7 separate regions of the Mus musculus genome follow, and regions 1, 2, 4, 5, 6 and 7 are each linked to region 3. Evidence: chromatin loops called from intact Hi-C (ENCODE). Cell type or tissue: left cerebral cortex. All regions are shown on one strand. Region 1 overlaps Gm32822 (a long non-coding RNA gene). Region 2 has its middle 10 kb from the start of Mir6977. Region 3 holds the start of Tincr (predicted gene, 20219). Region 4 overlaps Kdm4b (lysine (K)-specific demethylase 4B). Region 5 overlaps Ptprs (protein tyrosine phosphatase, receptor type, S). Region 6 holds the start of Gm33211 (a long non-coding RNA gene). Region 7 holds the start of Gm33089 (a long non-coding RNA gene).

Region 1 (4,000 bases), 74 kb after region 3:
CCCTTCTCCCTCTGCCTCACGCAGGTCTCTGCCAAGTGCTGAAGCAGGCAGTGCTGTCTCAGCCACCTGCAGACATAAACGCTGCGGTGGGACACAGGGCCAACCACTGGAGTGTGACCAGGCACAGGCAGGGGCCATCCAGGCAAGGGGCAGTGAGTGGAGGGCAGGTGTGTGGACAGCCGCCCAGGACCCCTCCACCTCCATCTCTCACAGGCTGTCACCAAGTGTGGACGTGGGGAGAGGAGGGCAGAACGCAGCTGTGTGATGTGGCTGAGGGGATCTGAGATCTCCAGAGCAGAGTTGGCCTCAGCCCTGGGGCTGGAGCTGCAAATGAATTGATTTGAGCTCTACACAGGAGCCTGGAGCAGGCACAGCAAACCACCAATAACCCCAGACTGGCAAGGCTTCTCAGTCCTTTCTTAGAAGAAAAAAAACAAGGGTCAGAGACAGGAAGCAACTTAACCAGCAATCATAGGGTCCCAGGAAGCTCCACACTTACCTGTACAGACAAGGACAGCCAACAACTCTTTTAATGCTCTCCTTGGAGGTGGCAAAGTGGTTTCTATGAACAGAAACTGCCTCTTGACCCTGGGGAGCACACATAGTAACACACAGACCCCTATGTTCTAGTTGATTCATGGCAGACATCACTAATCAACAACCGAGCTCTTTCCAGGACCCAATAAGCAGACAGCACTAGTAGACTCTAAAATTTCTTTTCCTGCAGCTCTGAGACTGATGCTCATAATATTTTTGTTGGTTTTGTTTTGTTTTGCTTTGCTTTGCTCTGTTGTGTGTGTGTATAGCCCTGGTGTCCTGGAACTCTGTAGACCAGGATAGCCTTGAACTCAGAGATCCAATTGCCTCTGCCTCCTGAGTACTGGGATTAAAGGCTTGTGTCAGCACCCCCCACCCCACCCCCCACCCCAGCATATTTATTTTTTAATGAGACATGGTCTCAGATATATCAGCTTGTCCCTGAGTCTTTCAGAACTTTCTTTGTAAGCTACATATGGAGTGATGCCTCCCCCACCCCCAAAGAAACAACAAAACTAAAATGCAGGATTCAGGGAGGAACCTATATGGACCAAGCATGACCTTGATGTGACCTTTGAGGAAAGGGTAGCCTGTGGCCTGCAGAGCCTCTATCCAGCGCTGGCATGGAGCCTTGAACTCCCACCAGTGTGGAGGACCCAGTGTAGGCAGCTTTGAGGACAGGAAGTGTCCATCTTTATACCCGGGCACTCCCCAACCCCCACCAAGTTGGAATGGCGTGTCCCTTTCTCCTCCTGAGAAGTGAGGATTTAAAAATAATTTTCCCTTTTGCTTTTCCACTGTCACTTGACTCCCAAGTTTGAATCTGAGGGTGCTGAGCAGATGACATGTGCTGACTGGAGAAGCCCTTGCTGCCCCCTCAGCTGATCAAGTCGATGACAATCTAACAATGGAGGGCACAAGGGTGTGTCTCACTCCCTCCTTCCCACAGAGGGCCCTTCAACTCTGCTTTCTGGAGACCTATGTTCTTCAGCCCCAGGGCCTTTGAACATTCTGTTCCAGGAACCACATGTTTGTCCCACATCGGGTCTTTATGTCCCAACAAGGGGAGGTATCTAAGATTAGCCCTAGGCTGACCTGGGGACATGGGTGAGTAGGGTCACAGTGAAGCACAGGAAGAATAGCCAGAGGACAATGGGTGAGAAAACTGTGTGCGGGGCTCCAGGGTCCTTCTTTCAGAGAAATAAGAATTAAAACTGTGTAAGGCTTCGAGGGGCCCAAACCTGTCACGGCCCCTATGCACCAGGAGCAAGACTTCGGGCCCCGGGAGCAGGAGCATGCAAGTCCAGTCAGTCTAGGAGCTCGGGGACTCCACTTGCTTCTTCTCAGGAACCTTTCATGCCAGGGCAAAGAGGACCCCATCTCAAGACCAAGCCCCCATCTCGTCCAGGCTTCCCTAAACTCTATCCAGCATACAGAAACTGGGTTTCCACTCCCGCCTATGCCATGTGACACCAGACTGGTCTTTAACCTCCCTGTGCCTGTTTTGTTGCACAGAACACCAACCATAGCTAGATCCTTGGAGGACAGTGTGCCAGGAATAGGGGGTTGTGGGGTGGAACAGAGACTGTCTGTAATCATTGAGTCCAGCTTTGGGGTTGCAGGCAGCTCATTCACGTGCCAGCTACTGTAGCTACCACCAGAGGGCAGCAGTGAACACAGGGTCCGCTTTCTCCATATTGCCCTCCATAACTCCCACGTTCCTCCACAGCACAAGCCCTTCCTGCAGCCCACTCTGCCCCACCCCTCCTGCTCCCTCCTCCCGGGAACTGCTGCAGCCACAAAGGTTTCTGGGCTCCTCCTGCTTGGGTTCTGTCCCGTCCCAGGCCTTTTCTAACAACACAGGCGTTTGTCAATGGAGAGCAAGCTTAGCCCAGAGCTTGTATGATGGTGCACACCAGTCATTTCAGCATTCAGGAAAATGAGACAAGAAGGTGGAAAATTTGAGGTCAACCTTGCTTAGTGTAACTCTGTTGCAAACAATCAAACAAACAAATCCTAAACATATCCCAGAGCCCCACAATGCCTCTTGTCTGGCAGCCTCAGTTTCTCCTGCTGTGACAGGGGTGTTGGGGCTGCACTTTCTGGGCACCCTTGAATCACAGACTGTGGCCTTCCCATCCTGTACCAGTCACCCATGACAGCAAAGGCTTTGAATTGTGATTGTAGACATGGGCTGGAGTTTCTGTCCTATGATGGCACTCGAGCCACTCTGGTATGTTTATATTGAGGAAAAAAAATTCTTTACCTCAGGCTGACCTTAAGTTCATTCTACAGTCGAGGTTGATCTTAAGCCCCTCATTCCCATGTCTCTGCCTCCTGGCGGCATGAGCTCCAATCACAGAATCCCTAATCGGCTAGAAGAAGCCTTTTGTGAACACTGGGCACTCCACTGGAATTGAAAGAAAGAAAGAAAGAAAGAAAGAAAGAAAGAAAGAAAGAAAGAAAGGAGAGAGAGAGAGAGAGAGAGAGAGAGAGAGAGAGAGAGAGAGAAGAGAAAAACAGGAAATAATAACCAGGTACTGGAAGTTGCCAAGAAGAGCGTGGGCATCTGGGGAGAGCCCCTCGAGCCCCACAGACTCAGGAGGGAAGGAATGTTCCAGAGCGAACTTTTCACCCAACAATGAGTCATACTGCCCTCCGTGTGTGTGCCAGGCTGGGCAGAAAAACCAGAAGTTTAGAGCCCACTGGGTCCCGCCCTGGATCCAACACAGCCCCCTCAGAGAAGACCGGTTCTGCTGGTCTGCTCAAATATGGTCACTGCTCAGTACCTCCCCTTAGGGGGCTGGGTGCAACAACAGTTAGAATATGCTGAAATCATTGTGCAAAGTTAAGCGGTGACCCCGACCTTGCGGCCTGAGCCACGCCCCCAAGCCTCTCTTGGGGAATTCTAGGCTCCACCAATTGCGGTGATTGGTAGGATGACTCACCTCACTCTTCCTACAGCCCTAAGTCATCAGCTGTTGCCACACAGAGACAGGACATCGAGGCACAACCCGAGCAAGGAGCCTGCGTCATGAGAAGCAAACGGAGGGTCATAGCATTTCTGACTGTGAGAATACCTCTTCAGCACAATATTGGGAACAGTCTGCCAGGAAGTGGTTCTGGGAATGGTCGTCTCTGAGCAGCGAAAGGAACATCTCACTAGGCTGAGGACCAGCATGTACCAGGGCCCTGGGGCAGGCCGGAACCTGTGTGGGAGGAGTAGGGGCAAAGGAGGAGCAGGAGTCTGCTGTGACTGAAGCAGAGGTAGCGATGGCCGCCCTAAGTGGCTGAACACATAACCGGCTTTGGGTTGATATATTGTTGCCTGTCTATGCTCTGTCAGCTGCAGGCCGATTGTTCTGTTTTGTTACTTCTGTGTAAATGGCATTTAACACAGCGGGGATCTGAGAGGGGATGAATGGCCACTGGAAGCTTCCAGACTCTCAGACCCGCGGTTTAC
Region 2 (4,000 bases), 140 kb after region 3:
TTTGGTTCCCAGCACCCACCAGGAGGCTCACGGCACCTGGGACTTTCTCCAGGCATCTGACATCCCTGGTTTCCTAGGGTAGTAGTGGCTTTCCTATGTAATATACCTCTACACAGACACAAATTTTTTTAAACTAAATTTTTAAAAGATTTTTCAGAAATACCCTCCCTCTATCATCTTGTACAGGTTGACTGTAACACACACACACACACACACACACACACACACACACACACACACACACCCCAGTCAGTAGCCCTCCCTTATTTGGCCAGAGGACCAGCAGGTTGACTGTAACACACACATACACACACATACCCCAGTCACACACACACACACACACACACATACACCCCAGTCAGTAGCCCTCCCTTATTTGGCCAGAGGACCAGCAGGTTGACTGTAACACACACACACACCCCAGTCACACACACACACACACACACACACACACACACACACACCCCAGTCAGTAGCCCTCCCTTATTTGGCCAGAGGACCAGCTACACTGAGATACTCTTTAACCAACAATTTTGTCTTTGGGGAAATGTAACAATTAGCCCAAGTAGATAGTAAATACGGGAGTCTAACATGTGAGGGCTAATTACTTGAATCAAATATTACAGAAAACCAATCCTGGTGTGCTGTTTGGCCAAGGAATGAAAATGTGTCTGCAAGGGCCCCAGGCTGTAGAGTGGAGGGGTGGGATAAACTGACAGGTTGTGGCTGCGCAGCCTTGAGGCTGGAGTCTTAGCGTCAATTAGAGGTGAAGTCCGGAATAAAACAAGCCTTGGGAACGAAAGCACATGGCTAAGGACAGGAGGTCGGGGTAAGAGAACCCAGACACCGGACCAGGTAAGGTGCTCTTTAAGAGGTGGAGATCCTAGAGGCGTGGTCAGGGTGGAGCCCTGCCTTGAAACCCCAGGGAGGGGCTGGAGGTCTGGTCAGGGCTAAAGGAACACAGCCTCAAGGCCTCTATAGCCTGGAGCCCTTGCAGACACCTTTTCATTCCTTGGCCAAACAGCACACAAGGATGGTTAGTTCTCTGTAATATTTGATTCAAGTAATTAGCCCTCACATATCAGCCTTCGCTGGGAGGGAGGGAGGGAGACAGATAAATCCCCGCTGTCCTCACTTGGTCTTTTAAAGGCAATTAACTCCTCATTATTAGCTTTTAATTAGGATGATTATGTCCTCATCAATATGTGCTATTGCAGCTTTTAGCAGACAGCTGTTGAGGCAGACGATATATCAGATGTCCGTTTGCACCCCATCCTGTCCCCTCTCTGAGTCACTGTCCAGTCCCATCAACAAAAACCACTGCGCCCTGCTCATGGCTTCCCCGGGATCACAAGGGGCCTCTGGTCCCTGTGCTGCTGTTGTGGGAGCTTCCTTTAGAAAAGCTTCAGGAATGCACGGAGAAATCCTGCCTCGAGAAACAAGAGGGGGAGGGGAGGAGACAGAGAGAGGGGGGGGGATGACTGGGGAGGTTAGCCTGGCTCTTCCCAGCTCAGATATCCCAATGTGAAGCTCCTCATGGACCCTCATCTCCCTGATGATTCTTGGTCTTGTCACATCACCCATCAGAACAAGGGCATAAATAAAACATCCCCAAATGATCCCCAAAGCCCTTGGTTGCATGCGTGACATTACGGCTGCTTGCTCATCACTTGGTAAGGTAGACAGACTCCCCACAGCCAGCACTCACGGTGGAGCCCACGTGTCATCCTGAGCAGCAGTGAACCAGTATGAAGTCCTGGAACCACCAACTGCAGGAACGCTGCCTGGAAATGCACTGAATGTCGACCTCTAGAAAAAATGTCCTGTCTCATTTTGTTGTAATCACTCGGCAGCATGCATTAGTCAAACTTATCAGCAAATAAAGGGCACGTGTCAGTCAGGACTCCACTGAGATTTTCTAAAGCAAGAAGATGCTATTAAATGTGGGACAAGGGTAACTAGTGACAAAAACTGTCCACAGTTACACTCAAACAGAAAATGTCACAACCTTATATTTTAGGAAAAATAACTGCAGGGAATTCATTACCTAATGGTGGATAACAAATTATTTCATAACCTACTGCTTTAGACTAATATGTGGATATTACCTTTCAAGACCCTGGACATCAGTGGGATTCCTGGCCTGAGAATTTCTACACATAGTCCCTAATATTTAAGGGAGTGGTTCAATGACAAAACCCTACCCACAATCCCCCCAGTGAGGATTCCCTACCTAGAATCCCCTAGTAGGGCTGGGGGCATGGTCATGGTGGGTCCCCACCTAGAATCCTCCAGTGAGGGGGGCTGGGGCTGTGGTCGGGCAAGTTGTCACTCTGTGAAATGGGGATGGAACAATGACAGTTGGGCTTCTTATTGACCATGGGGCTAGCGAGCTCACGCCCTGACTAAAGTTCCTGGGTCAGGCTGTGATCCTGACTCTTGCCTTGTTCAGATAGTTTGTTTGCTTGTTTTTAATAATCTATGTTTGACATGGCAGAGGTTTCCCATATACACATTACTGAAGCAGGACACCTGGGGTCACCATGCTCAGTTTACATGCTGTGCTGGGGACAGGAGAGTGACCTGTGTGATCTATATGGCTACCTACAGCCACAAATATAGTTGCATTGTTTTGTTGGTGGTGTTTTGTTTCATATTTTTGAGACAGGGTTTCTCTGTGTAGCCCTGGCTGTCCTGGAACTCTGTAGACCAGGCTGGCTTTGAACCCAGAAATGGGCCTGCCTCTGCCTCCTGAGTGTTGGGGGTAAAGTCGTGCCCTCCAGCCTGTGGGTTGCCAGCTCCGAGGCCTCAGTGCAGCCGCCTGCCTGGTCTCAGTGCTGAGAGGCTCTGTGCACATGTGTGCCTGTCTGTGTGTGTAGAGGTCACTGTTGAGTGTCTCCCTCAGTTGCTCCCCACCCTGCTTTTGGACTCAGGGTTTCACTGAACCTGGTGCTGGTCAATTAGGTCAGGCTGTCTGGCTAATGAGCCCAGAGGACACTTGTGTCTCCAGAACTGCAGTTCTAGTGCACAGTGCCATGCCCGGGTGCCTTTTCTGCTGTGAGCCAGGTTCTGAGACCCTGGGCTCGAACCTCTGCAGTGCAATCTCTTGTCATAACCTGCATCTTCTTTGCTGTGGGTCCAGACAGACACAAGGCCAGATAGACACAGAACTAGTGTGGGGCCGTGGGTGTAGGGGAAGAGGGGGGAGGGAGAGAGCCTGGGTCCAGCTAGAGTTCCGGTGCTCTGGCAGGAGGACTGCTGGATGCTTTCCACATGGCCCCTGGTGGGCATCTGGCTGTGTGAAGCCACTGACCCCACACGGCAGGGGGTGGACAAGGAGCAGCACCCGGTACCAGGTTCTCAGTCTCTGGCATTTCACGCTGGACACGGCAGAGGAGCTGAAAACAGAATAGGGGCCCCGGGGTGGCACTTGGCCCAGGAGATACAGGAAGAGAGGGCAGGGGGAAAGAGGGGCGCTGGGTGGTTCCCATGCAGATTGTCTTTAGTCTGGGCCTTGATGAACAGAGACAGTCTATGGTTTTAGAGCTTTATTGTAGAAAGGCAGGGGGAAAGAGAAAAGGTAAAAAGAGAGAGAGACCGGCTGTGGCCAAGAGGAAAGAAGGGAGAAGGGAAAGAGAGTGAGAGAGTAAGAAAGGTAAAGGCTCAGAGAGAGAAAGGTAAAAGCTTAGAGAGTAAGAGGGTGAGGAGGGGCCAAACAGCCCCTCTTATAATGGGCTTGTTATCTTGCTGTTGCTAGGAAACTGTGGGGAAGAGTCTAGCCAGAAGGCCAGAAGCCTGGGATATTGTCTACATGACTATTAGCCACACGCTTCTCTTGTGGGGGCTGTGGGGGTGGTAACTTCAACAGGGCTGTGGGGGTGGTAACAGGAGCCAGGGGTCCAGGAGACATGATCAAACGCCTTCCATTCCATGTAAGTGGAAATTACCACCACCGGGTTCCACTGGGGTTCAAGACTTCAGCTCAACTGGGGACCAGGCG
Region 3 (4,000 bases):
ATTAATGTCACCCTACACAGCACACTGAGATATATTTTTTCCTATATATTCTCTTACCTGTCTTTTTTGGGAGTAACAGGGGTCATGATCTCTCTTTGATAAAGCTGACCTCACAGGAATCTGCCTGCCTCTGCCTCCCAAATGCTGGGATTAAAGGTTTGCACCACCAAGATGTCACTGGGCTAAATTTTTAGAACGTTCAGTTTGTTTTTCTTTGCGGAGTCAAAGTTAACACCTAGAATGTTCTCTCAGCATTCCCATTCCTGGGTAAGTGTAAGTCAGGGCCTTGTAACAACAATGTCTTTTTACAAGACCCCAGTAGACAGGCAGAGACACTGAGGTAAGGGGAGGAGAGGCTGTGGCAGGAGATGACAGGGTTAGAGGCCACACAGTGACTACTGCATTGTTGCTGGTGACAAATGCCCAGAGTTTGTGTGTCAGAGGCCAAGTGCAGAGGACAAACTGCTCTATCCAGTGGGGCAGTGAGAGCATCGGGGAGGGAAAAGGCGTGCTTTCGGAAGTGTGCTGGAGAGGCGGCTGGCTCCCAGAAATGGCTGTAAGGATCGGGAGGCTGGAACTCGCTTCTCTCCTCATCAAGCACTTGCTGAACTGAGTGGGTGGTGAATGTGGGCAACTGGGAATGTTGAACTCTTACCCATCCCCTGGAGCCCCACCTCCAGTGCACGTGAACTTCCAGGCCAAACCTAGACGTCTGTCTCCCCTACTTAGACCCTGTTCCTAACTTGATGGCCATAGAGGGCAAAGGCCCAAGATTGAGGTTTCTTTGGAGCCCACAGACACAAAACAAGTACAGATACAGATTAGGGAGGAAGTTCTAGAGTGTTCCCTGGAATAATAAATAAATGGGTGGGTGGGTTACACTGCCTTCCTTGCCACCCTTCTCTCCTCCTCACTTCTGCTTCAAAAGCAGGACCCAACTCCACTCCTCCAATACACCAGGCTCTCCATCCTGCCACAGTGCTTTCGTATAGCTGCGTTCTTTGCCCCAGGGCCTTTGATGTATGCTGTGCACAGGAGAAATGTTTGTCATGGAGGCCTGGGCTGGGCCAGCCAATGTCACCACCCCTGTGGGCTGCTGCTGTAGCAGGGCGTGCCTAGGAGGGGTGGAGGCAGGTGGCTCAGCCGGTCTAGCAGGTGCTGACCTGCGAGAGAGTCTCAGGCTGGCAATGGCCATGGAGGAGCTGCGGCGAGGGCTGTCCCGCTGGAAGCGCTACCACATCAAGGTACACCTAGCCGACGAGGCATTGCTACTGCCACTGACCGTGCGGCCCCGAGACACACTGAGTGACCTGCGCGCACAGCTAGTGGGCCAGGGTGTAAGCTCTTGGCGCAGAACCTTCTACTACAACTCTAGGCCTCTGCCTGACCATCAGACAGTTCGCGAAGCTCGCCTGCAGGACGGCTCAGTATTACTTCTGCTCAGCGACACCAGGTGACCAGGGATCTAGGCTGGGACTTGGGCTAGAACCTGGTAGGATCTTGAGCTCTGGCTTATGGAGGTTGGCCCAGTGGGATGGTGATGGCTTGGGGACATGGTGAGAAAGACCTCTGTGACCGTGCCTGCTTCCTCTCGGCTCCATTAGCTATGTCGATATGTGGTGTGAGCTCCAGCGGTGGCTCTGAGGACTCCCTGCCCTCATTTCTGTGTATCTGGCTCTGGCTCAGCACGTCTCTCTGTATCTGTGTCCTGGTCTCTGTCTCTCTCTGCACACCGCCCCTATCTGTTTCTTCATGTCTCCGAGTGTCTCCATCTCTCTCTCAGTTTCTGTCCACTCATCTAAGAGGTCGGTGGGATGAGCAGCCCTGGGCCACTACTGCACTCCCCATCCCAAGCCCGTCACACCTTGTGTCTACACTGGCCTCAGTGTCTCTAGTGGGGCCCGGCTGTATAGTGCATCACCACCAGTATGAAGACACTTCAGAGCGATCCTGGACTAGCTGGAAAGACTTTAGTCGTCACCGCTTGTCTTTATGTTCACCCCCTCAGGTAGGAAATGGAGGAGATGGAGCGATGATTTTAGGGACACAAGATGCTGGCTGAAGGAGCAAACTGGCCCAGGCACCACATCTCTCTCTTCCTGGGAGTCCAGTCGTACTTCAGGTAAGCCATTCATGGGAGGCCTGAGAGATGGTGGGGAAACTGAGGGCCTCATGAGGTGGGCACATTAGCCTTATCCTTCCATCTCCTCTGTTGGCTCAGCACTGGTGTCCCCATCTGTGTGACTTTGAGAAGTTCTCTACTCTCCTCTGGACTCTTTACTTTGATGCAGACATAAACTGACTGTGCTTTGTGGGCTTGGGTCCACAAGAGCTCTGCCTGCAATTCCTGTAACAGACACCAGGACAAACGGAGCAGCTTTGCCTGCAATTCCTGTGGTGTCCACCAGGGGGATCCTAGCACTGTGCCTGCTACAGAAGGGCCTCAGGATTGTGGGCAACCACTGCACTCCCTTCCAAGCCCAGATCCAGGCTATTTGGAGAAGGGAAAAAGGGCCATTAGCTTGGAAACTGCTGGTTGACATCCCTGGGCCCACATGTCCCTTGCTGATCCAGGTGCTGGGCTTCCAGAGAGATGCCAACTCCCCAGCCCTGCTGATGCCCACTGCCTCTGGTGTTCCTGATGGTGACTTCTGACATTGTCGTCCAGCCCTCCATCCCCCCAACCCCGGCAAGGAACCTTCTGGTTGCTCTGTGGCCTTAGGACCCTCCCTTGGGAGCCTCTGCTGCCTGGATCGACCTCTGTCCATCCCCAGAGCACAGCCTCCTCGGGGAAGCTCAACAGGCACACTTCCTTCTTTGGAGGACCCACGGGGCTCCAGCTACGAACAGAACAGGAGGACACTCTGATCCAGGGGGGTCTTGGTGAGCCCATAGGTGTGCAAAGTGGTCTGAGTATTTCAGCACGTGCTGTGGGGGCTCTACTCCACAGCTCCAGTGTTGGGTGCTATGTGACCCTGCCCCCCATTGTCCCTGTTTCCCCCCACCCCTTCATGTGCTGGGGGACTACACTGTGAGCCCAGAAGGAAATAATGTTTTAATTAAGAGTTGTACAGGCTGCAGGAGGCAGAGCAGGGCAGCTGGGAACTGAACCATGGTCTTTGGAATCAGGGTTGCTAGACATTCGCAACTATGCAGGCCTTGGGGGTGTGGGTCCCTCTCTGCCTCCCCAGTCTCCTTCTAGATCCACCAGGCTGTTGTTCAGCTGTGGGGGAAGCTGCTGGCCCTCTGGGAGAGCTGCTGGGGAGTGGAGGGGAGGCTGGTATTGAGGGGCGAGAGAAAGCATTTTGACATTTAACAAACCTTATGCAAATTGCATGCAAATTACATGCAAATCACTATTCATTTCTTCAGGCGGACAGCCTTAGCGTGTTCAGAAATAATAATGTAGGGCCTGTTCCTTGGTCCCAGTCCTGGCGGTCTTCCCTCCCTGCCCTCCTCCCTCTCTCCCTCCCTCCCTCCCTCTCTCTTTCCCTCCTACCCTTCCCATCTTTGATCCAAGGCCGCCTAGCCCTGAAGTGGATGTAAACAGCCCAATTGGCTGCCTTCATTCTGTTTTCTAGATCAGAGAACCAAGGCCTGAGGTCCCAAAGCCACAATGTGGAGAGCATGTGACCTCTCTCCAACAGTCATCAGAAGCCAACATGAACAGAACCTGTGACCCACAAAGAAAAGGTGACATGAGGAGGCTCCAGGCCTGTGATAGCTTGCAACAGCACAGGGGAATTGTGGTGCTGAAGGCCAGGCTGCTGAGTGTGAGCCCCCCACAAGCTCACCCTGTTCCTTATGTCCTGAGATCTCCCTGAATTCCTGCCACAGGACCATCAGTTTTTTTTTTTTCCCACTCCACCTTCTTTTTGTTTTTTATAGACTCCTATTTATTCTACCTTCAGTGCCCCATTTATACACAGCCATTCCTGATACTCCAGTGATAGCCTCCAGTGTCCTCCGGGTCCCTGCTATGCCAGCACTATGCTCCTGT
Region 4 (4,000 bases), 190 kb after region 3:
AGTCCCAGCACATGGAGACTCCCAACAGCAGAAGGGACTCAGAGCACAGGGCTACAAGAAATACCCGGGATCTAAAGTAAGGCACTCAGAAGGAAACCAACACTGTGTCAGGTCCAAGAGACACCTGTTCTGTGTCCCCAGCAACAGGAATGCAGACAAGAATGGTAGACACACTCCCTCCCACAGGGTCTCATTGAGGCCTATGGTCATACCACTGGCAAAGAGCAAGTGATGGTGGCTCCCACAGCCCTGGCCACAGCCTGGGAGACCTTGGAAAGAGAGCATATGGGACTGCAGGTGACTTCCTGGTGTGACCAAGCAGGAGGCCTCTGCAGCTGAGTCTCAAAAGGAGGGATTCCACAGGTCAGAGCAAAACCTGGACAGACAGGTGTTAAATGAAGGTGCCCTTGAACCCAGGCATCAGAGGCAGGCTGGCAAACAGACTGTCAACACCCACTGCCCACCCAATGGAGAGGATGTGACACACATGGGAAAGACACATGGGGCTGTGAGCAGCTCCATATGAGGGACCAGGCTTCTATGTACCCCAATTTGATCACTCCCACAAAAAGAGCTTCAGTTTGCCTAACCCAAAAGGGATTTCCAGTAAGGAACCACCTGACCTGGCTGGCACTGAGTGAGGTCTGCCCATTCCCACCAGGGAATCCCCACGTCTTAGCGTCTTAGCGTCTTATCGCTTGTGCAGGTGGGACAGACAATACAAACTGCAGCAAAGATAGCAGCAGCCAGAATGGGAGAGGCTGCTCCCAGGATGGAGACTATTGAGCCACTGGCTTTATCTCTAATGGATCGTTTTCTGGGACAATGGGCGGTAGAATTTGGTGTCACACACCAGCGGTGTCAATGGCTTCTAGTAATGACATTTTTATTGAAACACACAGGGGATCAAGAGAGCTAGCTTGGAGAACACAGAGCCTCAGAGATAGGAGGACCAACCACCCACAGGGAAGCTGGTGGTATGGGGAAGAACAGTGTCTGGGTAGCCGGGGAGGGGTGGATGGATATCTGTGACTGTCACATCTCCCTGGGGACCCAGGGAAGAGGTTAGACACTGTCACATTTGTGTCCAACAATCTCAGATGAGGCAGAGGCTGCATGCTCAGATGAGGTGTGGGGCCCCACCCCCACCCCACCCCCACCCCCACCCCCACCCCCATGGATTTTTAGTGAAGGACAAAGACCAAAACTTAAATGTCACCTACTCTGCACTGCCCAAAGTCTGGGAAAGGTTCACAGGAGAGAATCCGAGAGGCAGGTCCTGGTGATGGTGCAGAGCTAGTAAGGGCCTAGTGGTGGACATGAGTGGGGTACAGAAAAGGCACCATTTTGGACTTGGAGCTGTGGACATGCAGAGGCTTCCAATACCCTGGACCATGTCCCAGACAACAGGAGTCCTGTACACAGCCATCAGCCTGGACTCACAGTCTGATGCAGTAACCCTGTGTCAGTGGTCTCCTAAGCCAGGCTCAGGATTCTGCCCAATCACTGTGTTCAAACTTAAAAACAAAGAATTAGGGGCAGGTCCTCTGAGAACAAGGAGGGGGGCTGCTCAGAACAAAGAGAATATGGGTGGAGACAGGAGACACTTCCAGGACCTATGTGCTATACACTGTGGCCTGCATGGTAGGCAGCATGGACAGCAGGCCTGTGGTCACCCAGGTCTCTCTGAGGTCTGTCCACCTGAAAGAGGTGTGACCTATATGTGGACATCCCAAAAGTCACCAGCAGGTGACTGAGCCTGAGACAGCCTGCAAAGGTGAATTCCCAACAGGAAGTATGCCAATCAAGCTTTTACATATGGTTGGAGAGAAGACTGAACCGTTTATACAAAGTTCAGCAATGGCCTTTCCCAGGCCACGCAGCCCAGGGACATGGAGTGTATGGAGTTCAAAGACAAATGGGGTAGCTCAAGTCCTCAAGCCAGGACAGCAGCACTGTGTGCAGAGAGGGCAATGGGACTTCAAGGGCTCCTGCAGAGCACAGCAGTTCACCGCACACATGGAGAGTACACATGAACACACACCTAGGCCCCCATCCTTCGTTCCACAGTAAGAAAGAGGGGGTTCCATGGCCTACCGGGAGCCTGCAAAGAATTCAGTGGCTCAGGGATAAAGAGATGGCCCAGTAGTTAAGAGCACTGGCTAATCTTCCAAAGTACCTAGATTCAATTCCCAGCACCCATATGACAGCTCACTCCAGTTCCAGGGATTGGACAGACACATATGCAGGCAAAACACCAATGCACATAAAATAAAAATAAGTCATTATTAAAAACTCATTGGGGTGAGTCTGGCCTCATCAGGAGATGGCCCCTCCAAGGTCAGGGCTGCAGAAAGCAAGGGTGTTCCCACACAGCCTGAAGGCAAGGGGCTACTGTAGGCTGCCTAGAGAGCCCAAAGGGTTCATACACTCCACTTCTGAGCCACAGAGCCCCAGGCACACAGATACCACAGAGCCCACGCTCCATCTGTGATTCCTCTCCAGGAAGAAGGAAAGGAACCAGGCACCCTGAAAAAGAGACAGTGTTGGGTCCAACTGTCGGCCTAGCACAGGGCCACCCTGCTTCTTCCTCTCTTGACTTCTCTGAGAATTAAAACATTTAATTTTAGAGTTTATTTCACCTCAAAGTACAGTGTGGCAGACATTAAAGAATGCCCTGCTGGGAGAGAATACCCAGGAGACGACCTGAGCCACACAGTCAAGGTCAGCATTAGCATGGCCAGTCTGTGATGGAGGGACCACAGACACTATACTCCACATCACCAAGGCCAGCGAGCAAGAAGGAAAGTGGGAAGTCAGATAACAGGCTGCCCAGAGGAGCTAGGAGGACTGTGTAAGACACTGAAAACTCTGCATAGCGCATGGTCCACTCCTGGGAAAGCTGCAGTGCTGGCTCACCATAGACAGATCCACCTGCACTATCAGGTAAAAGAGGGAGGAACAGGAAGAGGGAGGAAGAGGACAGAGACAAGGAGGAAGAGGACAAAGAGGAGGAAGAAGACAGAAAGTAAAAGAAGTAGACAGAGAGAGGAAGAGGAAGACAAAAAGGGAGGGGAGGGGGCAGGGAGAGGAAGACAGAGGAGAGAGGAAGAAAGGAGAGAAGAAAGGAGACAGAGAGGGGGAGGAAAAGGGTGGTGGAAGGGAGAGGAATCCCCAACCAAAAAAAGTAGGCCATATAAAAACCAAAGAGAAAGAGCTACGGGCCACCACCCCAGCTCACCGTTTGGCTCAAGAGCCCAACTCAGCTCCAATTCCCCAAGTCTGTGGGGTGGGGAGGGGCTCCTCACAAACTGCTGCAGGCTAACAGCCCTGATTCAGGCAAAGAATACAGAAGGCTTCCTGCTCAGCATTGCTTACAGAGCTCTGCAGCCCAGAAGCAAACTCTTTAAGTGAAGACAGAAAGGCAGGGGAGAGTCAAGTGGGACCCTGTATGAGCCCCAACATGCAAATGGTGTGCTGGCTGCTCTGACCCTCAGATCCTGGGAACACAGCTGCGAGGCAGGGCCTGCCACAGCCAAGTCTTCGGCAGGCCTGGTTGTGGAAAGGACAAAGCAGGACGGCTCATCGAGCTAATGGGCACAGGCTGTGACTCAGAGCTGCACCCTGCCGTGTGCACCAGATTCCCTGAAATTGCCCGTCATCATCAGAGCATCGTGGTGGCTAATGACACAGGGCTCATCTTGCATGCCAGGGGCCCAATGCCCCAGTTCAAGCTCAGGCACGTCACAAGCCTCAGTTACTTATCTGGCTGCAGTGGTGGCTGAGATGTACAGCAGTCTCAACAAGCGGAAGGCCAGAACCATGGCATTAGGGTGACAGAGCAGCTGTGGCCAGAGTGAGGCCAAGGGCCCAATGACAAGGCAGCAAGGGGTACTGGGCCAGGAATAACACAATTGTCCCTTGCTAGCTTCTGTGTGTCTGGACCAAGTGGTTGCGATGGCTGGAGAGCCAAGCCCCACAGGACAGAGCTTTGAGTCCA
Region 5 (4,000 bases), 130 kb after region 3:
GCTCTAGAGCAGGGTGAATTTGCACTGTGTCCTCAAGCAAGACACTGCCTGTCTCTCTGCTGCTCTGAGTCCGTTTGACAGGAGACACAGAGGCTCTGTACAAGGTCCAGAGTTGCCACTAACCTGGCCTGTGCCCTACAGGGGTTTCATGCCCCAAAGGGAGACCCTCTTTCTTTCCTGCCTGTTTCTGTCTCCTCCCTCCACTCCTGTGTTCCTGAGAATTTCTGTACTGCCAGGCACGAGCGCGCGCGCGCGTGCGTGCGTGCGTGCGTGCGTGCGTGTGTGTGTTGTGTGTGTTGACCAGAGCCACCCAGGTGGGCATCAGGACCTAGTGTGCTTGAACATCTGCTGCCTGGGGTACAGTGTAAACAAACTGTGCCCCAACATGGAGTCACACTATTACCTGTATAGGGGCAAGCACCAAGCATGGGGTGGTCAGCACAGTAGGAAGGCAGAGGCTTATTGCTTCGGGATTTGATCGGAGACAGGATTAGCCTGACACCCCAATCTTCACCTTAGAATTTCAGGGCTGGCTTGAGTCGTGGCCCGCACCTCTCCATCCTGCCTCTCTTCTCAGAGTTATTCCATTTTAAGTTTGCAGCTTGCATCTTAACATTAGATGGCTGTTTCATAACTGGCTTTCAGATTCCAGATAGGGTTAACTGTTGAATTTCTCAAGTTGGTTGTGGGCAGCTCTGATAATCCAGTGGGTTCAGGGGGAAGCCAAGCCCTGGGGTAGGATGGGGCCTGGGATGTTAGAGAAACACCCAGGACCCCCCTGTAGCTGGAGTGCAGTGCCTTTGAGAAGCAGAGAGGGAGGAAGGAGAGCGGGGCAGCAGATGAGCAGGGTCTGGTGGACTATAGAGAATTGACCTGACTCCAGAGAAGGTGGGCGCCTTGGAGGAATGATTCTGATCGGGATGCTCTCTGATGGCTATTGCCCTGGGTATAGGAGCAGGGGACCTGGTGGTGGCTGTGTGCCCAGCTTGTGTGTTTCTGACAGGAGTGTGGACACTGCATGTTGCAGCCTGTGCATGAGCTCACCAGCATGTTGCCTGTGGACTGGAGGCATCATCTCTTGTGACTTTCTTAGGGGAGAAGGTGAGCAGGGCTGGCACCATTGCTGACCGTGCCCACCCATCCCACCCACAGGAAATGGTGATAACGAACCTCCAGCCTGAGACTGCTTACTCTATCACAGTAGCCGCGTATACCATGAAAGGCGATGGCGCTCGCAGCAAACCGAAGGTGGTGGTGACCAAGGGAGCAGGTAGATACCTATCCACTGCACAGCCTCTGGCTCCACAAGGCCAAGAGCATTTCCCATGATTCTCAAGCCAGAGTGGTTTTAAGACGCACCAGCCAGGTGGACCCAAAACAGGAAAGACATGGGCCCTTTTCAGAGGTTCCAGAGGCCAGGCACTGCTGGCCCTGATATCCATCTCTGCCCAAGTCACTCCCTCTCACCAGACACTATACTCATTTGGCTGTCTCCTCTCAGCTGCAAAGTGGGAGTCAAGCTTAAAGGTAGCCCAAAATAGGTCCATGTGCCTCACAGGGAATCCAAGTCTTTGCTTAAAGGAAGTCCTTCCTAAAATGTACCTTTAAAAACTAGACCTTAAGGACTGGGAGTGTGGTCAAGGGTGGGTCCCTGCGCAGAAATCCCTCAGTGAGGGGCTGCCTTTGGGGTTTGGAGAAACGTGGCAGGGCAGCTGTTTCTCCCTCCACAGTGCTGGGCCGCCCCACCCTGTCGGTGCAGCAGACCCCCGAGGGCAGCCTGCTGGCGCGCTGGGAGCCCCCCGCGGACGCGGCCGAGGACCCGGTGCTTGGCTACCGCCTGCAGTTTGGGCGCGAAGACGCGGCCCCGGCCACGTTGGAGCTGGCTGCGTGGGAGCGGCGGTTCGCGGCGCCTGCACACAAGGGCGCCACCTATGTGTTCCGGCTGGCAGCGCGGGGCCGCGCGGGGTTGGGCGAGGAGGCCGCGGCAGCGCTGAGCATCCCCGAGGACGCTCCGCGCGGCTTCCCGCAGATCTTGGGCGCCGCGGGCAACGTGTCCGCGGGCTCCGTGCTACTGCGCTGGCTGCCACCCGTGCCCGCCGAGCGCAACGGCGCCATCATCAAGTACACGGTGTCCGTGCGGGAGGCCGGCGCCCCTGGGCCCGCGACCGAGACGGAGCTGGCGGCGGCCGCCCAGCCGGGGGCCGAGACAGCGCTCACGCTGCGAGGGCTGCGGCCGGAGACGGCCTACGAGTTACGCGTGCGCGCACACACGCGTCGCGGCCCGGGCCCCTTCTCACCCCCGCTGCGCTACAGGCTCGCGCGGGACCCAGGTAGGCGCCGCCCCGGGCCCCGGCCCGCCCCTCCCCACAGGTAAGTCTCGGCCTCCAGACTCAGCCCAGGCGCCCGAGGCTCCAGTCGGTCGGTCGGCAGGCACAGGTGGGATGCGGCTTGGAGGCCACGCCCATTGCTACGCCCCTCCCGCTTTTCTCCGCAGCCGCGCCGTCTCTGCAGCAGCAGCAGCAGGCACTGGGGACAGGGCAGGCAGGGCCGGGCCAGGCAGGAAGGCCGAGGGCACAGCGGACCACAGGGACAACAGGGGCCGCCCCACGCGCCCCTTAGCCAGCGCCCGGTTCTTACTGGGCCATCTTTCTCTCTCTCCCTGCTTGCCGCCGCCCTCAGTCTCCCCAAAGAACTTCAAGGTGAAGATGATCATGAAGACTTCAGTGCTGCTGAGCTGGGAGTTCCCCGACAACTATAACTCACCCACACCCTACAAGGTACTACAACAGTGGAGGAAGGGGCGGGGCGGGAGGTAAAATCTGGGAGCCTGAGGGAGATTGGGCACAGTCAAGGCCACCCCAGATCAGGATTCGATGATACTTAGATTTCACAGTTTAGTCTGAGATTGAGGCGCAGTCTACGATTAATCACAGCTGGATCAGGGTCTGTCAGGGTTGCTACTGAACCTGGGATCAAGGCTCAGTCAAGTTGAAGCCTAGTCAGGACTGGCACTCAGAGCTGGGGTTCTGGCCAAAGCCAGGATTTAGTATGTTGTTCAGTCTTGGTCAGAAGCTAGAGTTAAGGGACCTCCTCGAACAGTCAGTTGTTCCTGAGCCTAACTCCAGGGCTTTGCCATGTTTGAAGGTCAATCAGGGATCAAGGCTTAGTTGGACCTGAAGGTTATTTTTGGACTGGAGCTCAGTCAGCTCTGTACTGAATTAGAACTCAGGAGCTAAGTTTGGGTTTAGGTTCAGTCAGATGGTTCATCCAGAAGTGAGGCTCAGTCAGGATTGGTCCAGGACAGGCAGCCTGAGGTTGCAGCTCTGCTGGGGTTGCTAGGCCCCGGCCCATTTCTTGCTGAGCCAGCTCTGCCTACAGATTCAGTACAATGGGCTCACCCTGGATGTGGACGGCCGCACGACCAAGAAGCTGATCACACACCTCAAGCCACACACCTTCTATAATTTCGTGCTCACCAACCGTGGCAGCAGCCTGGGGGGCCTGCAGCAGACGGTCACTGCCAGGACCGCCTTTAACATGCTCAGTGGCAAGCCTAGCGTCGCCCCGAAGCCCGACAATGACGGTTTCATCGTGGTCTACCTGCCTGATGGCCAGAGTCCTGTGACCGTGCAGTATGCTAACCCCCCTCCCCCCATACCTGTCCCTGTAGCTGTCAACCCACTATGTGACTGCATCGAGCCACACATCCCTTCTGTGACCCCATTTGCACACTTACTGAGATAAGGGTCACGTGAACCTGCCTCATGCGACTGTCCCCATAAAGCCTGACCCTTCACTGGGCGACCTTTAGCCCCCGAAAAGATTCTGGTCTGTGCTTCAGGCTAGCGGGGAGGCCTAGCTAGGAGTCTGCAGTGAGGACCTCAAGGGGCTTCCTGGGAGGCGGGGAAAGGGCGTAAGATCACGTGGGCTTTGAGGGATGCACAGGACACTGAGATCTGGCACGCCATGAAGTAGGCAGAAGGCAGATAGCTAAGAACTG
Region 6 (4,000 bases), 51 kb after region 3:
AGCTTTGCATGCTCAGCTGCAGGTACCAGGCAGAGACACTGAACCTGCTGTGGGCTTTTAAACCATCCAAGCCCACCCCAGTGACACACCTCCTCCAACAAGGCCAAAGGGTCCAATCCTTCCCAAACAGTTCCACTAACTGATAATTAAAAATATATGAGCCCATAGAGGCTGTTCTCATTCAAACAGCTCCAAACACTATATTTTGTGACCCAGCAGCCTCAGCCTCTGAGTGCAATGCCCACATGGCTCATCCACATTGTATCAGATGTCTCATCTTCTGACTTTTTTTTCGCGGCTGAATAATATTCCGCTGTATAATGGGCCACATCATGCTCACGCAGTCATCTGTGCGTCAGCTGCTTCCAGCTGTTTACTACTCTGAATACTGGGACACATCTGTTACAACAGCTGCATTCCACCACTGTCGGTCAACACCTAAAAGAGAACAGTTGGTTCATGTAATAACTCTATGTCAAGATGATGTTTTTAACAAATGCCACTCAGTGCTGGTTGTATACCATAGTTCTCTACCTTAGTAAAGCTGCGACCCTTGAGTATAGCTCCTCATGTTCTGGTGACCTCCAACCATAAAATTATATTCGTTGCTACTTCATAACATTTTTTTTTGTTACAGCATGAATGCTCATGTAAATGTGTTTTCCAATGGTCTTAGGTGACCCGGGTGCAATGGTCATCCAGTCCCCATGGGGTCACGACCCACCAGTTGAGAACCTCTGCTACAGTGCTGTCCACGGCTCCCTATTTCTGCCTGGGGACTCGAAGATGCTGCTCTAATGGCTCCTAGACCACTTCAGCTTCTCCTCTTTCCCTCTGTTTCTCTCCTTTCCACACATCAAGTTGTGTGCGCTAGTCCCCAGGACTTGACACATACAGATTCATCTCCTTGGATGACCTTTCCCCCTCTGTGTGTGGATCCACATGCTTGTGAGGCTAGAGGTGAACCTCAGGTGCCCTCTTCCGTCCCTCACACTCTTTTTTTGTTTTTTTTTTTTGTTTTTTTTTTTTTGTTTTTTTTTGGTTTTTTTGTTTTTTGAGACAGGGTTTCTCTGTATAGCCCTGGCTGTCCTGGAACTCACTTTGTAGACCAGGCTGGCCTTGTACTCAGAAAGCCGCCTGCTTCTGCCTTCCAAGTGCGGGGATTAAAGGTGTGTTCCACCATGCCCGGCTTCCTCACATTCTTGAAATTTCGTAGCCTGTGAAGCCATTCTCCATCCCTTAAATGACATCATGAGTTGTCCCCTCTGCATTTCTGTGTGACAATGGTTCCTTCAACATTGACTGGATATGAGCCCCTAACTCTTGCCAGGGAACCTTACAACCCACCCTTTTTTCCCTCTCTACACACAGCTAGACTTCCCAGCATCCCTTATTTTGCCCTTGGAAACAGCTCCCCATCCCAGCTTCCTCTTTCTTTAGCTTAGTTTTTAAAATATGAGACTCTGTGTAGACTCTCTGTGTAGCCCTGGCTGTCCTGGAACTCACTATAGAGACCAGGGATCCTCAAACTCAGAGATCTGCCTGTCTCTGCCTCCCAAGTGCTGGGGTTAAAGATGTCAACCATCCTTGCTCTTGCAGAGCACCCAGTTTGATTCACAACACCTATATGGCTACACACAAACGTCTGCAACTCCATCTCCAGGGAACTCGACGCCCCCTTCTGGCCTCTGCGGGAGCAGTACTCATGTTCAAACACATAAAGACAACTCTTGCTCTGTCCTCCTGCACAGCTAGGCAACACAGCACAGAGCTGGCCCTCATCCAGTGCTTGCTCAGCACTGCCAGGGCTCGCCTGAGCTCCCTCCAGCCAGACTCCAGCCCTTGACAAAGAGGAAGGGGGTTTTCCCTGCCTTTCAGCGGTGGCTATAGCGTATCCAATCACTGCATTTGTTTTCCCTCTGCAGCGCTCTGGTGATGGGCGAGGGCAGGAGTGTGAGGCAGCCTGTGGAAATTTCACTGTTTTAGGCACTCGGCAGACTATCTTCAAAAAAGCTATTTGGCCTGATCTCCAAATGAGAAAGCTTTTAAACATACACTCACTCACACATTGCAGACAGCATCTTAAGTTAAAAATGAATGAAAACAGAAAAAAGAAGGAAAGAAAGAAACAGGCAATTAATATACAGTACAAGTGTTGCCTTCCTCGGGAGATGCAGCTTGAGCTGAGAAGAGCAGGGCAGAGGAGACTTCTCCACAGCATGGACATGGAACTCAAGTGAAGATCCTTTGTGGGGACCTTCTGACAGGGACAGATGGAGTGTTCATGCTCCAACCTTTTCCTCAATGATTGGACTACACTGACTAGCCTAGCCTCTCCCAGATGTCTGCAGCACAAAGAAGTCTCTATTTCCCACAGCCATCTATCTCTTCATTCCAAATATTGAGTCCTTACTGAAGGTTAGAGAGGAAGAAGGAAAGGATTCAAGAGGAGATGGAGGAGCAGATGGGAGAGGAGATGGAGGAGGACATGGGGGGGATGGAGGAGCAGATGGGGGAGGAGATCAGGGAGGAGATGGGGGAGGGGATGGAGGAGGAGATGGAAGAGGAGATGGAGGAGGACATGGGGGGGATGGAGGAGCAGATGGGGGAGGAGATCAGGGAGGAGATGGGGGAGGGGATGGAGGAGCAGATGGGGGAGGGGATGGAGGAGGAGATGGGAGAGGAGATCAGGGAGGAGATGGGGGAGGGGATGGAGGAGCAGATGGGAGAGGAGATGGAGGAGGACATGGCGGGGATGGAGGAGCAGATGGGGGAGGAGATCAGGGAGGAGATGGGGGAGGGGATGGAGGAGGAGATGGAAGAGGAGATGGAGGAGATGGAGGAGGAAATAGGGAGGATATTGGGGAGGAGATGGAGGAGGAGATGGAAGAGGAGATGGAGGAGATGGAGGAGGAAATAGGGAGGAGATTGGGGAGGAGATGGAGGAGGAGATGGAGGAGGAGATGGGGGAGGAGATGGAGGAGATGGAGAAAGTTATGGAGGAGGAGATGGAGCTTGTGGTATGAGAACACCAGGAAATAGAGAGACCAGTCCCATCTAACTGGAATTCTGGAACATTTTGTTACCACAGCATTGTCTGGATTGCAAAATTCCAGGCTGGGCAACTTTTGCACTGTACAGGTCACTCCATACTCATGATTGCTGTTAGTCATGATGGGTGTGAGGTTTCCTTGGAGAGTGACAATTAAGGATGAGGAGGCATTAGGTGAAGGGGTGAGTAGAGGCAGGGTGGAAAGAAGTGTGGGCTTTCGGTTGAGGGCACAAGGGATAGGGCAAGTGAAAGGTCAGGATTTACTCAAGATGGATCAATCCTTCCTGCTGTGTGGATGCCTGAAGACTATCAGGAGACTGATGAAGAGGCTGTCTGAGCAATACACCAGCCTTCGAGGTGCACTGTGAGTGAAACCTAGGGTGTAGGGTAGGACAGGAGATTGGGGGCTTCTTTTTATAGGGCCATCATGACATGAAGACACAAAGAGGATCTGGTGTCAGATTGAGAAAAAGGAACTGTACTGGCATTAGGTCCATGATACCCAGGAGACACTCCGAAGGAGACTGTGAGTTGGAGGGAGTGTTGTGGCTAACTGTGTACTGACAGGTCAGAGTCAGATGCATGATCCTAATAGCAGAGCTAAGCTTCTGAGCGAGCAGATTACCAGTAAATAAAGGAGGAGTAAGGAGAGGAAGACATAGATGGAGGCAGGGAAGACTCTTACTGTGTGTACAGAGGAGAAGGTGGGCATGTTGGAAGGTTTCCCAGTAACAGCAATGTGTGTTGGGAGTGGGGTGGGAAGTGGATGGATGAATGGACATCCATCCACCTCCAACAAGGGGAGGTGCCTCCAATAAGGGGAGGTGCAAATGGATGGATGGATGGATAATGGGTGAATAGATGGATGGGTGGATGGATGAGTGAATGGATGGATGATTGGATGGCTGGATATATGGATCATTGATGGTTGGATGGATGGGTGAGTAG
Region 7 (4,000 bases), 66 kb after region 3:
TTATTTTTACAGTCTGTGAGGCAGGTATGTGAAGGCCAGAGCTCCAGTCTCAGGCGGTTGTGAGCAGCCCAGCACGAGTGCTGGGACTCTGAACTCAGAGTCTCTGTAAGAGCTTTGCATACTGTTAGCTGCAGAGTCTCTGCCCTCCAGCACCTTGATCTTCATGTCATTGTCACTCTGGGTCAGTCTTGGGTCACAGCCTAAGGAGACAGAGGTGAGGATCAAGAGGAGAAGACACCCACATGACTTTACTACAAAGGTGACTCTGGAAAGAGGTTGGAGAGGGGACGCCCCATAGGGTGTCCCAGTACCCCTAACCCCTGTCTGTGTGCTGCCATTAGGCATGTAAGTCCCCCTTGTGTCTCACCTTGTTCTCAGAGCCTTTGAACATGCTCTTCCCCCAGGTCTGGTGCCTTTCCTGCCACCTTGCCAGGCCTGGGCTGGGGCAGACACAGGAGGTGACTAGGGCTTGCGGCTCTTGCTGCTGTGATAAGGGGAAAGGATGGTTAACACAGCCAGGAGGAGACAGATGAGCAGACCAGAGGTTGTCCTGGAATTAAATGACCTGTCTGATTGTGCAGGAGAGGACTGGAGTGGTCATTAGCAAGTTTTAGCATTTAGTTAGTTTGACACAGGATTTTACTTTGTATTCCCCAGGCTGGCCTTGAACTCACAGAGATTCCCCTACCTCTGTCTCCCAAGGCATGCACAATCACCTGGCTAGAGAATCCTTGAGGAGGAATCAGTGGGTGCCAGGGTGGCCCTGGCTGGGGCCTCACAGCACTTGGGGAGGTTTATAAAGGTGCTTCTGCTAGGAAGCCTTCCAGGGTTACTCCAGCTAATCCCCCAGGGTCCATAAATTTGGTCTTCTAAATCCATCCCCACCCTCTCCCTGCCAGGGACTTCCTGACATTGTCACACACCAAGTGTGGGTTTTTATTCCAAGACTGTAACCCAGAGTAGGCAGAAGGAAGTGACAGGTGTTCATGAACCTCAGTTTCCCAGTCTGAGTCAAGGCAGAGATCGCCCTTTTCTGGGTATTCTAGGGGGAATGGGTGTGAGCACCCGGGTGCCCTGAGGCTGCAGAGTTGCCATGGTTACTCAGCAAGCAACCCCTCTTCCCCAGCCCCTCACCCTCAGACCAGCCTTTCCAGAGACCAGCGGCTTCTGGTGTCATGGCAACCGTTTCCTCGGCACCCGCTATGCTTCTTCATTGGCTGAGCCCGCTGCCAGCAGAGGTCAGCAGCAGGGTCATAGCTAGGGCCTGGGCTCCTTTCTCCGGGTCTGGATGGGAATTCTGGCTTTAACTCCTTGGCTCCCAGGAGGCCCAGGGACCGGATAAAGCTGCTTCGTGGGAGGATTCGTCTGGGAGAGCCTCAACCGCTCTCCCTAACACCACAAAACCTCTAAGGAAGAGTCTGGGCCTTCACGTGGCCTTCCTGCTTCTAGAGCCTTCACTTGGGGCACAGGAGTCGGGGGTTGGGGGAGGAACCTGGGTCAGGGCTAGCCTGGACTACTTAGCCAGACTTTGTCCCCCAAAACAAGGTCAAGGAGGCCAGGGTGTGGCTCAGCCATGAAGCTGTGCAAAGGCCCAGGCTATATCTAACATGTCCAAACCACACCAGAGGGCGCTAGACTCTCGAGGTGATCCGATCCAGGCTGAGCTGTCCACAGTGGCCCTGTAGCCCGGACTGGGGGCGGGGGGGGGGGGGGCGGGGGGGAAGGGGGGCAGGGGGGCGGGCAGCGTGGAAGGGGGCTCTGCCTGATCATGGGGGCGTGCCACAGCGGAGACGTCATCGCTTGGCTTGGCTGCCTGCCGCTGTGGCTCCTTACCAGCTGCCAACCACACACGGTCCAGATGTTCCATCCCGGTAACAAATGTCAGGCCATGCCAGCACAGCAACCCCGGCAGGAGGTTGTCTCAGCCCAGTGGACACCACCCACACTAGACAGAAAAGCCCTCAGAAAGGGGAGGGGGGATACCTGGCCCCAAAACCTCAGCAACCCTTCTCCCTCTGCCTTTGATTCATTCAGGTATTGAGTACCAAATGTATATGAGACAAGGTCCCAGCAATCAGACAAAGAAGAAAACAGCAGGAAAGTCTGGCAGCGGCTGTGGGGGACAGACAGAAAGTGAGCAGGGTGAAATGAGCTGGGGAGAATTCAACAGCAGTGCAAATGCCCCAAGACAGGGGACACACATCACCCCAGACCCTCCCCGTCTATCCAGCTATATTTGCTCTACGTTTTTTGTTTGTTTGTTTTTTGTTTTTTTGCCAAGACTTACCACAGAACCTACTGGAACCTCTTATGCTGAGCAGCCACGGCACAATGGCTCCTGCCCAGCTGAAGAGCTCTGAAATGTGTCCACAGAACAGAGCTTGACAAACCAGGAGAGTAAAGGTCTTCCCACTTGGCTTTGCTTCTGAATCCAGCAGGAGGAGACCAACCTCTGTGGGAGCGTGGACTGTTTGTTGTGATGTGTAGCTGTCAGTCAGGCTGTGACAGCCTGTGTAACAAAAACATCTTCAGATCCCCAGGGCATCCTGCTCGTGGGTGCTTGCTCTCCCTCTCCTCTGAAGAAATTTCTAGAACATGCTTCTCTCAGATTCCTTCATGGATTCCCAGTTGGTGCAACCTTGACACCGGGGAGATGGATCTGGGGTTAAAGGTCTTGCAGAGAAAGCAAGAGGAACTGAATTCCGATCCCCAGAACCCACGTGCATGCTGTCTGGTGTAGCTGGTGTCTGGGGTATCAAACCTGCAGAGGAGACAGGAAGGTGCCTGGGCCTCACAGGCCTGATGAGTGAGAGACACTGTGTCAAAATAAACCAAGGCAGGTGGGTCTCTGAGTTCAAGGCCAGCTTGGTCTAATAGTGAGTTCTAGGCTGCAGTGCCCTGCTTCCAGGCGCCACAGCCAGCAGAACGTGACTTTCTGTGCACGGTTATACTGTGCAACCAGGATTTGCGGCTCTGGAGTGCACATCTCATCTGGACAGTGTCCTCTGAAGACAGGGCTGTGACTTTCTGCTCTCACGGTGCTCATGGCGGCTTGGGTGCTGCTTAGAGGCTGTCGGAACCTGATGATCGCTTGGCCAGGTGATCACACCTGCCAGGTGACCACTGAGTATATATAATGAGGTCCTAACGTGTGGGGTGACAGTTACAATGCTTCCCCTGTGAAGGAATATAGAATGGGACCATGTAAAATGTACACGCTAATCGCTTCACTAGGCCGGTTAACGGATGGTAGAGATTGATAGACGCAAATATCACCAGCCTCAGGGCACAGTGCCAGGTAAGGGCTTTCGAGGACTGTGACCTGGCAGCCACATCTCACTCCCATCTGTCCTAGGTTCCATGGACAAAGAGGCTGACTAGAAACAAAGATGTTCCTAGAATTCCCCACCTCACCCCTGATCTATGAGGGTCTTTGAAAGCAGACACTGGCTGCAAACAACAGGGTTGAGTGTCGATAGTCGATAAAACTTTATTTATAAAAACAAATGGTGGTGGGGCTCGGATTCATCTGAAGGCTTTGGGCCTGCTGGGTCCTGGGTGCTGCTGTGTGTGGTGAAGGGGTTCCTGGAAGTGAAAGAAGGCCAGGCTGCCCTGATGAGTTTCATTCCAAATGCAAGAACTTGCGTTCTGAGGTGGGAACCCAGAAGGAAGTCACACGGGGAGAAGAATGGGAGTCATGGGTGGTTCTGGAGACACAGGACCCAGGATGAGTAGCCTGCCTCCCTCTACCTAGCAAATCTCACACCCTCCTTACCTTTTGTGGAGGAGAAAATTCTGGAAACGCCCCCTTGCTTCTAGCCTAGCCCCCTAGGCTTCTGCAGAGCTGCGGAAGACTTCTGGGACCATGTGGGACTTCCTTATTCCCCAGCGGGCCTCCCCTTGCCCTTGCAGGAACCACCCCCAAACTGGTGTCCCCATCCCTGCACAGCCCCACCTTCCTCGGCACCATTTAACCGATTACAAAGATTCTATTTTTATC

The links. Peaks named below come from ENCODE experiments on the same cell type or tissue, not always from the same donor. Only the 100,000 strongest peaks of a DNase experiment are listed, where the experiment ranks them.
Region 1: it touches region 3 in a loop (2.6-fold over the local background); 9 of 42 quality-filtered maps call a loop at or near these places.
Region 2: it touches region 3 in a loop (3-fold over the local background); 16 of 42 quality-filtered maps call a loop at or near these places.
Region 4: it touches region 3 in a loop (6-fold over the local background); 37 of 42 quality-filtered maps call a loop at or near these places.
Region 5: a loop joins it to region 3, with 3 times the contacts of the local background. A loop is called at or near these places in 14 of 42 quality-filtered maps.
Region 6: a loop joins it to region 3, with 2.5 times the contacts of the local background. A loop is called at or near these places in 13 of 42 quality-filtered maps.
Region 7: it touches region 3 in a loop (3-fold over the local background); 12 of 42 quality-filtered maps call a loop at or near these places.

The regions. Positions count from the first base shown.
Region 1 is chr17:56,477,817-56,481,816 of GRCm38, reverse strand. It overlaps Gm32822 (a long non-coding RNA gene), which reads right to left. Exons shown (of 4, transcript XR_385656.4): 2 at 3,486-4,000; 3 at 500-588; 4 at 1-414. Among named protein-coding and RNA genes, the nearest start is that of Ptprs, 3.3 kb to the right of the region's middle. In left cerebral cortex, a CTCF peak has its summit at 2,195 (motif pointing right); a DNase peak (open chromatin) is centred at 2,215.
Region 2 is chr17:56,406,873-56,410,872 of GRCm38, reverse strand. No RefSeq gene overlaps it. Among named protein-coding and RNA genes, the nearest start is that of Mir6977, 10 kb to the left of the region's middle. In left cerebral cortex, no CTCF peak of the experiment used is centred here; DNase peaks (open chromatin) are centred at 1,725 and 3,007; H3K27ac peaks cover 2,381 bases.
Region 3 is chr17:56,551,571-56,555,570 of GRCm38, reverse strand. Tincr (predicted gene, 20219) reads left to right here and starts at 1,184. Exons shown (of 4, transcript NR_130128.1): 1 at 1,184-1,453; 2 at 2,009-2,122; 3 at 2,575-2,883; 4 at 3,582-4,000. In left cerebral cortex, a CTCF peak has its summit at 2,375 (motif pointing right); DNase peaks (open chromatin) are centred at 2,413 and 3,274; H3K27ac peaks cover 1,246 bases.
Region 4 is chr17:56,360,225-56,364,224 of GRCm38, reverse strand. All of the region lies in intron 5 of Kdm4b (lysine (K)-specific demethylase 4B), which reads right to left. Among named protein-coding and RNA genes, the nearest start is that of Gm32715, 26 kb to the left of the region's middle. In left cerebral cortex, a CTCF peak has its summit at 1,735; DNase peaks (open chromatin) are centred at 2,468 and 3,613; H3K27ac peaks cover 3,799 bases.
Region 5 is chr17:56,423,657-56,427,656 of GRCm38, reverse strand. Ptprs (protein tyrosine phosphatase, receptor type, S) reads left to right here. Exons shown (of 33, transcript NM_011218.2): 13 at 1,153-1,270; 14 at 1,731-2,330; 15 at 2,680-2,777; 16 at 3,379-3,632. Among named protein-coding and RNA genes, the nearest start is that of Mir6977, 6.7 kb to the right of the region's middle. In left cerebral cortex, a CTCF peak has its summit at 1,929; DNase peaks (open chromatin) are centred at 1,505, 1,921 and 2,567; H3K4me3 peaks cover 746 bases; H3K27ac peaks cover 2,417 bases.
Region 6 is chr17:56,500,515-56,504,514 of GRCm38, reverse strand. Gm33211 (a long non-coding RNA gene) reads left to right here and starts at 2,800. Exons shown (of 2, transcript XR_385665.2): 1 at 2,800-3,416. In left cerebral cortex, a CTCF peak has its summit at 1,683 (motif pointing left); a DNase peak (open chromatin) is centred at 1,853; H3K27ac peaks cover 774 bases.
Region 7 is chr17:56,485,428-56,489,427 of GRCm38, reverse strand. It overlaps Gm33089 (a long non-coding RNA gene), which reads right to left and starts at 3,855. Exons shown (of 4, transcript XR_876888.1): 1 at 3,776-3,855; 2 at 2,288-2,761; 3 at 368-484; 4 at 1-200. In left cerebral cortex, a CTCF peak has its summit at 1,606 (motif pointing right); DNase peaks (open chromatin) are centred at 1,194 and 1,609.